Linked DNA regions of Homo sapiens: regions 1 and 2 are each linked to region 3. Evidence: chromatin contacts called from ENCODE Hi-C or POLR2A ChIA-PET data. All regions are on one chromosome and are shown on one strand. The core of a region is the stretch at or near the end of the contact, and the rest is flanking DNA. Distances in the headings are between cores, read along the strand shown. Region 1 holds the start of LDLRAP1 (low density lipoprotein receptor adaptor protein 1). Region 2 holds the start of IFNLR1 (interferon lambda receptor 1). Region 3 has its middle 4.1 kb from the start of MIR4425.

Region 1 (2,700 bases), core at 166-2,665, 520 kb before region 3:
AATGCCAATGCCAGTCTCAGCTGGGAGGCGGCCACAGCTGAACAACAGAGTGGGGCCAGAGGAGGAGGGAGGCGGGCCCTCTAGGCCCAGACACGCTGGCACTCCTTGGACCAGGGAGCTCGGGCTCCCCTGGCAGAGCCCTGTAAGGCCAAGAGGGGATGGGATGAGGGGGTGCTGTACTGTCAGTTGTTTCCTGATGAGGGGAGAAGCTGTGGCCCGAAGTAGGTGGCAGGGAGGTGGGAGTGTGCAGCAGTCCTGGGCTCTGGCTCCAAAACCAGCAGGAAGGTGTGTGTGACCCCAGGCAAGCCACTCTCTTCTCCCTCCCAAACAACGAGACCTGCGCTAGGCTGGGTCTTCTGGCTTCAGGGGAAGGTGCCAGGTGACAAGTTCCCTGAGCGTAATCAGAGACTGGGGGAGAGAAAGGGGGGGAGGCCCCTCCCAGCCTCCCAGACGCCCCAGGGAGAGGTGGCGGCGAGTCTGTCGTTTGCCTGGGCACCCAAGGGACTCTGGAAGCCCGAGGGGAAAGGTGCGAGAGAAAACAGGTTTCAAAAATAGTCGGGACGCCAGGCTTGCCACCTGGACCCGGCTAGAGGAAGGGACGTAAGGGTCTAGATCGCCTGATGTGGGGCTCTCCCGAGGCACCCCAGGCGGGGCCTCGTTCCCAATTTCAAGTACGTACCTGCGACCCCGGGCTCACACCTGGATGGGTGTCTGGGCACCCGGAGTCAAAAGTTGGCCCGGTGGGTCGGGCAGGGGGCGGGAGAACGGGCCAGTGGGCTCCTGACCGCCGCAGCTGCTGGCTGGGGCGCAGGGGTGCGGGACGGGGGCGTCTTCCCAAGCCCCTGCGCCCTCTCCTCCTCCCCTAGGCACCGACGACGAGCGCCTGCCTCCCCCTAGCTGGCCAGGACAGCAGGGCGGGAGGTGCCGCGGGTGGCGGGGGCCTCTTCTCCCAACCTGCACCCCACCCCATGCCGGCTGCACCTGAGGACCCCGAGCTCGGGCTCCTTCCTCAGCGCTGCCCCTCCTCGCAGCGGCATCGAGCGGCCGGCGAGTAGGTGCACAACTTGACCCCGGCCGACCCCCTGCCCCGCAGGGCCGGGAAAGGGCCACGCCGGGACCGGAGCGCCGGTGAGGCCCCGCCTCTGCCCAACTTGGCCGCACTCCGGGCGCCCGCGGAGGCCCCGCGCGCCTCTGCCCGATCCCGGCCCGGCCCGGCTGACGCGCGCACACTCACTGCGGTGCCGGCCACCGCCCCCCCAGCTCTGCTTGGCCAAGCTGGGGCTCCGGATCAGCGCCCGCCCCGCCGACTTGAGCGCGTCCATGGCCCGCTCCGGCCGCCGCCGCCGCTGCCGCAGCCAAAACTCCGTCAGGAAAAACTTTCCGCCCGGCCCTGCGGCGCGCGGGCTGCGCGCTCCTCCCCTCCCAGCGCCAGCTCCGCCGCGGCGTCCGACGGGGCGGGGCGAGAGAGGACAGGCCCCGCCCCCAGACGGGCCGCGCCCCCGACGGCCGGTCTCGCCCCGCCCGGTCCCTGTCCAGGCTCCAGGTCCAGGCACCAAGAGTTTCCGAGGCCGCCCGAAGGCGCCAGAAGATAGCAAATCGCAAGCCCTAGACGCCCCCGCTTTCCTCCTTTTCCCCAATCCCCACCCCGTAGGGGCCTGAGGGCCTGAGAGCAGCGGCCTAGGATTTCCAGTGACCATTTTACAGATGGGGAGACTGAGGGCTCCTCCAGTGGTGAAAGATCTTGTTCAGGGACAAAAGCAATGCGATGTCCAGGGCAGTGGGAGACTTAGGAAATAGTGGAGGCTGTAAGCCAGGGATATCCAAACTTTTGGCTTCCTTAGGCCACATTGGAAGAAGAAGTGTCTTGGGCCACACATGAAATACACTAACACTAACGACAGCTGATGAGCTGAAATATATATATATACACACACACTCATGTTTTTTGTTTTTCTGTATTGTTTTTTTTCCCCTGAGACAGAGTTTCACTCTGTTGCCCAGGTTGGAGTGCAGTGGTGCGATCTCGGGTCACTGCAACCTCTACCTCCCGGGTTCAAGCTATTCTCATGCCTCAGCCTCCCGAGTAGCTGGGATTACAGGCATGCACCACCATGCCTGGCTAATTTTTGTATTATTAATAGAGATGGAGTTTTACCATGTTGGCCAGGCTGGTCTCGAACTCCTGACCTCAAGTGATCTGCCCGCCTCAGCCTCCCAAAGTGCTGGGATGGCTGTGAGCCACCACACCCTGCCCAAAAAAATCTCATAATGTTTTAAGAACCTTTACCAATTTGTGTTGGGCTCCATTCAAAGCCGTCCTGGACCTCACATGGCCAGTGGGCCACAGGTTGGACAAGCTTGCAGTATAGACCCTTGTTAGGCGCAGGGTCGGTATATAAAAATTTGCCTTTAGCAAGTCCAGCCAGGCACTTTACTCATCCTCGTAGCTCCCAGGCTGCTCCCTGGCACCACCTGAGCATGCTGGGCCACCCCATGCCCCCGCAACTTCCCAGGTAGCCTCACAGATGGTATGATCTGGAACGTGCCCCTGACACTGACTTGCTGTGTGACCTCAGGCAAGTACTTCCCCTCTCTGAGTCTTGTTTATCTGTGAATGAGAGTCAATGCTATCTCTAGTGATCCTTCCAACCTGCCAGGGTCAAGAATCTGCATGACCTTGACCCTGACCCCAAGCTGCTT
Region 2 (2,700 bases), core at 72-2,571, 830 kb after region 3:
ACTTTTGGACCCACCAAGCTCTGTGAAAATCATTTTCTCTTCCAAAAACTGATGGGACCAAAGCTGATCCCAGTTTCAAATAATTATCAAAAAATTGGAAACGAAATATGATCAGAAAAGAAGAAAGTTGAAAAAGAAAATCCTCATCACCCAAAGACAACAACCATTAATATTTTGGTAATTATTATTCCAAATATCTTTCTATGCATACAGACAGACTCACACACACACACACACACACACACACACACTTTTTTTTTTTTTTTTGAAACTGAGTTTCACTCTGTCGCCCAGGCTGGAGTGCAGTGGCGCGATCTCGGCTCACTGCAACCTCCGCCTCCTGGGTTCAAGCGATTCTCCTGCCTCAGCCTCCCTGATAGCTGGGATTACAGGTGAATGCCACCACGCCCGGCTGATTTTCTGTATTTTTAGTAGAGACGGGGTTTCACCATGTTGGCCAGGCTTGTCTCCAACTCCTGACCTCAGGCGATCCACCCGCCTCACCCTCCCAAAGTGCTGGGATTACAGGCGTGAGCCACCGCGCCCGGCTACACACACACTTTTTTAATGGGCCTATGTTTTAGCACTCGCTTTTCTGTTTCTCAGTGTGTTGCAAACACCTCGGTGTCGATACACACCATTCGGCAACGTCCTCCTAAAGGGCCGCATAATATTGCGCGTCGTGGCGTGTGCCTTACTGGGAAGCTACTGCTGTCCAGGTGAACACCACAGCCTTCGGGGTCAGAAAGACAGCTTTCCCCAGAACAAGCACCTGAAGCTCTGGGGCCTGCCGCTCCCCGGGAGAGAAGTACGTGGAGAAGGGCAGCACGGATCCGCCGGGATCCCCGGGGGCATTAAAGGGAATCGCGTGTGTAAGGCGCGGAGCTCAGCATCCGGCTCAGAAACGCGCTCGGATCCCGCCAATGGCATTGAGGCCGCGTAGCCAAACCGGCCTTGAACTCTCCCTAATCCTGCCAAAATGGCCCGTCCTGGAGCACTGGACTGGCCGTGGGTTATTGATCATCAGCCGGTTTCTTCCCCTCCCCTGCCCTTCCCCCGTGCACGGATTTACTGATTTTTTTTTCCGGGAATTGAGTAAAACAAAACTAAGTGCAGATGAAGCAGAGGTACGGGCGAGTTTCGAGCGCGGGGACCGGCGCGCTCCCCCCCCCCCCTCCCCCCGCGGCGGGGCTGTCCCCAGGGACCTTCTCAGTGAATCCTAGGCGGCAGGGACGGGCCCGCGGCTCTGCGGGCCATTGGCTGCCGACTGCGTCACCTGCCCGCGGTGGGCTAGGAGACGGGAGGCGGGAGGCGGGAGGCGGGGACCTGGGCCCGGGCGGGGACGCCGCGGCAGGAAGGCCATGGCGGGGCCCGAGCGCTGGGGCCCCCTGCTCCTGTGCCTGCTGCAGGCCGCTCCAGGTAAGGGCGCGGGGCCGCGGGAGGGAGGGGGAAGAGGGCTCCCCGGGCCGGGCCGCGCCTACCCTCGGACCCGGAGCTCCTGGGACAGGCACGGGGTCCGCAGCCACCCGAGCCGGGTGCGAATCGGCCCTGCCTACGCGCCCCCAGTTTGCTTCTTCCCAGGACTGAACAGAACCGGGTCTTTGATATTCCTCTCCCGCAGGAAACGAATCCAGTTTCCTAATGCTTCCAGCTTCAGGAGAACTGGAGAAAAAAGACAGCGGCAGTTTGATACTGCATATTTTTTAATAAAGTGCTTTTTAATGTTTCCTAAAGAAAGCACTGATCCCTGCGTGAAAACCACACTTGACCCTAAAGTGTGGACAGCAGGGAAAGTGGGACCGATTGATGTCCCTTCCCGTTCCTGCCAGGCCTCTGGTGGGACGGAGCTCTGGTCGCCTGTGCCCTGCTTTCTAACAAGACGGCTTTCTTTTGGTGGTGGTTGTTGTTTTGTTGTTGTTTTGTTGTTGTTGTTGTTGTTGTTGTTTTCCCACCTCTACTGATGAGTAAGGTGTCAGGTACAAAATTCCTCGCCGTAGGACCCAACCACCAAACCTCACCGCCCACGACTCCAACCGAAGCAGGGAAGAGAAGGTCCAGAAATCGCCCCCAGGATATTTTCCTAGTCTTGGACTCACAGTTTAAAGAGCTGTAAAGGTCCCTGGGCATAATCCAATCATCATAAAAGCCTATATTTATTCAGCAACTTCTTTGTGCCAGGCACCGCATTATTCTGGAAGCCTCACGACCCAGCCATCCTCGGAGGTAGATATTATTTTTACTTTTCCGATGGGAAAACTGAGGCTCAGAGCAATTCAGGGAATTCCTCAAGAAGGATGGCAGAGGTGAGGCACACAGAAGAGAGAAGAGGGGCTAAAGCAAGCCTGGCTAGCTTTTGCCTCCAGGGTAGGCACGTGGGACAGGCTGTCCATCCACTGGGTCACTAGGCCAGCCAGGGATGCTCCAGCCCCCAGTGCCCACAGCAGCGTTCTCTGTGGCTGATGAGGGACCGTGTACCTGTGTGTGGAGGGAGGGTGGGGTCTTCTGTTCCCCTTTCACTGTCAAACCCAGACCTTCTTGTACTTTCACCTGATAAGTATTTAATATACACAACACTAACTATGGTGTGATGATTTAGGAGTAAGTACAGCCAGATCTAAGTTCAAATACTGGCTCCCACACAAACTGACTGTGTAGCCTCAGGCAAGTTAGTTAGCATCTGTCTCTGAGCCTAGCGCCCTT
Region 3 (2,753 bases), core at 34-2,533:
GCAGCAGGGGTGGGAAGAGAAAGGCTTGTCCAGGGCCACAGTGGGGCTAGAGGGAGCAGCCAGGCCCCTCAGCAGGCCTGCTCCTAGCGCCAGGGGCCACATCCCCACAGCCTCCGCTTTTGCAGAGGGCAGGGGAGACAGAAGTCACCGAGAGGAAGTAGAGAGCCCTCCCCAGACCCATCTGAGTGGGGCTGCCAATCGCCGGCTCTGGAGCTTCGAGCAGGGCATGGTGCCACGCCTCTCAGAACCCCATTTTCTCATCTGTGCAGCAGAGACCCCCCGACTCCAGAGGGCTGCTTTGAGGGTTAAATGAGCAAAATCTCGTGAATGTGTGAGGAATAGTCATTATTTCGATAGGCGTGATTGACATTTTTCTCACTAGAGTGTGAGTTCCAGGGGCAGGGGTTGTGCCTGACATTGGTAGGTGCTCAGTTGGTTTGTGGAGTGAATAAACGAGTGTAGAGGGAGCCGTTCTCTTGGCCTGTGCTGGAGGCTTCCTGGGGCCTTGTTCAGCACATGTGTGTGCTCACGTTTGTGTGCACCCATGTGTGTAGGCATGCATGTGCATGTGTATGTGCAGGCATGTATGTGTGTGCACGTGTGTGTAGGCATGTATGTGAATATGTGTGTGCAGGTATGTATGTGTGTGCAGATGTGTGCATGCAAGAATGTATGTGTGTATGCATGTGTGTAGGCATGTATGTGAATGTGTGTGTGCAGGCATGTATGTGTGTGTAGGTGTGTGTATGCAGGTAGGTATGTGTGTGCATGTGTGTGTGGGCATGTATGTGAATGTGTGTGTGCAGGCATGTATGTGTGCGTGTGCAGGCATGTATGTGTGTGTGCAGGTGTGTGTGCGCGCAGGTGTGTGTGCAGGCATGTGTGTGTCCGGGCATGTACGTGTGTGTCCAGGCATGTATGCGTGTGTGCAGGTGTGTGTGTGCACAGGCATGTAGGTGTGTGTGTGTGGGCATGTATGCATGTGTGCAGGGGTGTGTGTGTGTGCAGGCATGTGTATGTGTGCAGGTGTGTGTGTGTGCAGGCATGTATGTGCGGGAGTGTGTGTGCACGCATCCACATGCCTGCACACTCCTGCATGCGGGTCTGGCCCCGGTGTGGAAATGTGGGTCTGTGCATGGCCTGTCTGGGTCTGTGTTTTGCATATGGGTCTGGCATGTGGCCATTTGCATGTACTTCTCAGTCTGTGGGCCTATAGCTATGAGTGTGCTCACCCCACAGGTGTCCAGGCTTGGTCCGGAGTGAGGGTGTCTGATTATTGGTGTATGGCGGGTATGGGAGGTTGCCTCCTGCTCTCCTGACTCCCTCTCCCCAACCAGGACTCCAAGTTGTGAGCCCGCCTGGGAGTGCCAGACTATGTAAAACAGAGACCAGGCCCAGGGAAGCCCCTGCAGAGTGGCCCCTGGGGACTTCCAGGCCCCTCCTCCCTGGATGCCCCTCCCCTCAGTAAAGCCTTCTGCCCCTTCCAAAGTCTCATGACTCTCCACTCAGGGGCTTCCTCTCATATCTGGGGGCTGCACACAGTGCCCAGATTTCCCTGTCTGCCCTCTCTCCCACCACTGCTTTCAGCCCCTCTTGCAATGCCAGGCCTGGCGTCTCCCTCCTTCCTTTCTGAGGCCCCCGCTTCACTTCTGCACAGTTCCCCCAGCTGCTTTTGTGAGCTCCACTGTGCGCCAGCTCCTGGGCCCTGGCCCTTCGCCTGCATCATGGTTACCACTGAGAGAGCTTCTAGCTGAAGCCCCATTTTACCAATGAGGAAACTGAAGCTCAGAGAAGTTAAGGAACTTGTTCGAGGTCACACAGCAAGTGAGTGAGAATCAGACACAAACAAGACTCCAAATCCAGGTCTCTTTCTCATACAGCCACACCACCACCATGCTTCAAGTCATATCAATGACTGAGCCTCACTGGGAGGACCGTGTAAACCCCTTCCCCAGATGGACCCCAGGGGTTCAGGCACCTCCCATATCCATGGCTCATAGGATGAAGGCTCCTGGCTCTGGAAAAGGCCTCCTGGCCTCCTTGTGGAGGAACTCAGGCTCACCCTCTGCTCCTGGCGGAGCCATGTTTGGGCCTGGAAACCTCCAAGCCTACCCCAGTTGGGCCAACTTGAAGCCCCCAGGTCTTCTCAATGCCACATAGCACTTGCCTGGCGGGCCCCATGGAGAGGTCAGAATCCCCTTCGGCAGGGTCATTACTGTTTCCCCAGAACACGCTTCCATTTGGCAAGGACACGTGTGTTGGGGGAGCCATGTGGCTTTGATTTAAATTTCACCCTGGAAAAACGATGGTTTGGATTAAGGGAAGAAACAGTTGGTGAAATGTCATGGAAAGAAAGGAGGGGAGAACAGGGAACCTTTGTAGCAAGAGCAGCCCCCAAACTTTCAAACCCACATTCCAGAGGTTTCTGAAGGCCTGCCATGCAGACCTGACCTCCTACCCCAGCATGCTCCTGTCCTCTTCAGTAGCAGTGAGGTGTCCTCAGGAGATATCCCACTGGTCCTGCTCCCTCCTCTTACAGAAGCTGAAACAGAGGCTCAGGGAAGGGTGGCGACCTGCCTGGGGCTATGATGAGTTCTGGTGGCTCATGGAGCTCAAAGGAGGCTAGGGGTGGGGTGAGAAGAGGGACATGAGGCTCTGCTTTCCCCCACTCTGTTGGCACGGGGCTTGACCTCTCTAGGCCTCAGTGTCCCCAATGAGAAAGGGAAGAAAAAGGAATTACAGTATTTTCAATC

Evidence for each region. A loop is a pair of places that touch in the nucleus more often than their neighbours do. ChIA-PET counts read pairs that join two places held with the same protein, here RNA polymerase II (POLR2A). Pooled maps may share reads with other maps.
Region 1: a map with no recorded cell type shows a loop between it and region 3 (5-fold over the local background). The contact joins the promoter of LDLRAP1 here to the enhancer-like site in region 3. A Hi-C loop is called at or near these places in 2 of 37 single-sample maps with no recorded cell type and 4 of 50 pooled maps.
Region 2: a map with no recorded cell type shows a loop between it and region 3 (14-fold over the local background). The contact joins the promoter of IFNLR1 here to the enhancer-like site in region 3. A Hi-C loop is called at or near these places in 1 of 168 maps with a recorded cell type or tissue (B cell), 12 of 37 single-sample maps with no recorded cell type and 8 of 50 pooled maps. POLR2A ChIA-PET finds 5 or more read pairs at or near these places in 2 of 52 experiments (activated B cell and activated CD4-positive, alpha-beta T cell).

The regions. Positions count from the first base shown.
Region 1 is chr1:25,542,321-25,545,020 of GRCh38, reverse strand. It overlaps LDLRAP1 (low density lipoprotein receptor adaptor protein 1), which reads right to left and starts at 1,415. Exons shown (of 9, transcript NM_015627.3): 1 at 1,235-1,415. The coding sequence starts at 1,322. RefSeq lists silencers at 916-1,095, 1,126-1,585 and an enhancer at 1,686-1,745.
Region 2 is chr1:24,185,910-24,188,609 of GRCh38, reverse strand. IFNLR1 (interferon lambda receptor 1) reads left to right here and starts at 1,321. Exons shown (of 7, transcript NM_170743.4): 1 at 1,321-1,419. The coding sequence starts at 1,362. RefSeq lists a silencer at 1,059-1,548.
Region 3 is chr1:25,018,070-25,020,822 of GRCh38, reverse strand. No RefSeq gene overlaps it. Among named protein-coding and RNA genes, the nearest start is that of MIR4425, 4.1 kb to the left of the region's middle. RefSeq lists enhancers at 1-218, 477-1,373, 1,331-1,490, 1,531-1,600, 1,691-1,800. Within about 2 kb of position 1,283, at least 3 of the 41 ENCODE cell types and tissues checked have a DNase peak (open chromatin) inside an H3K27ac peak, as active enhancers do.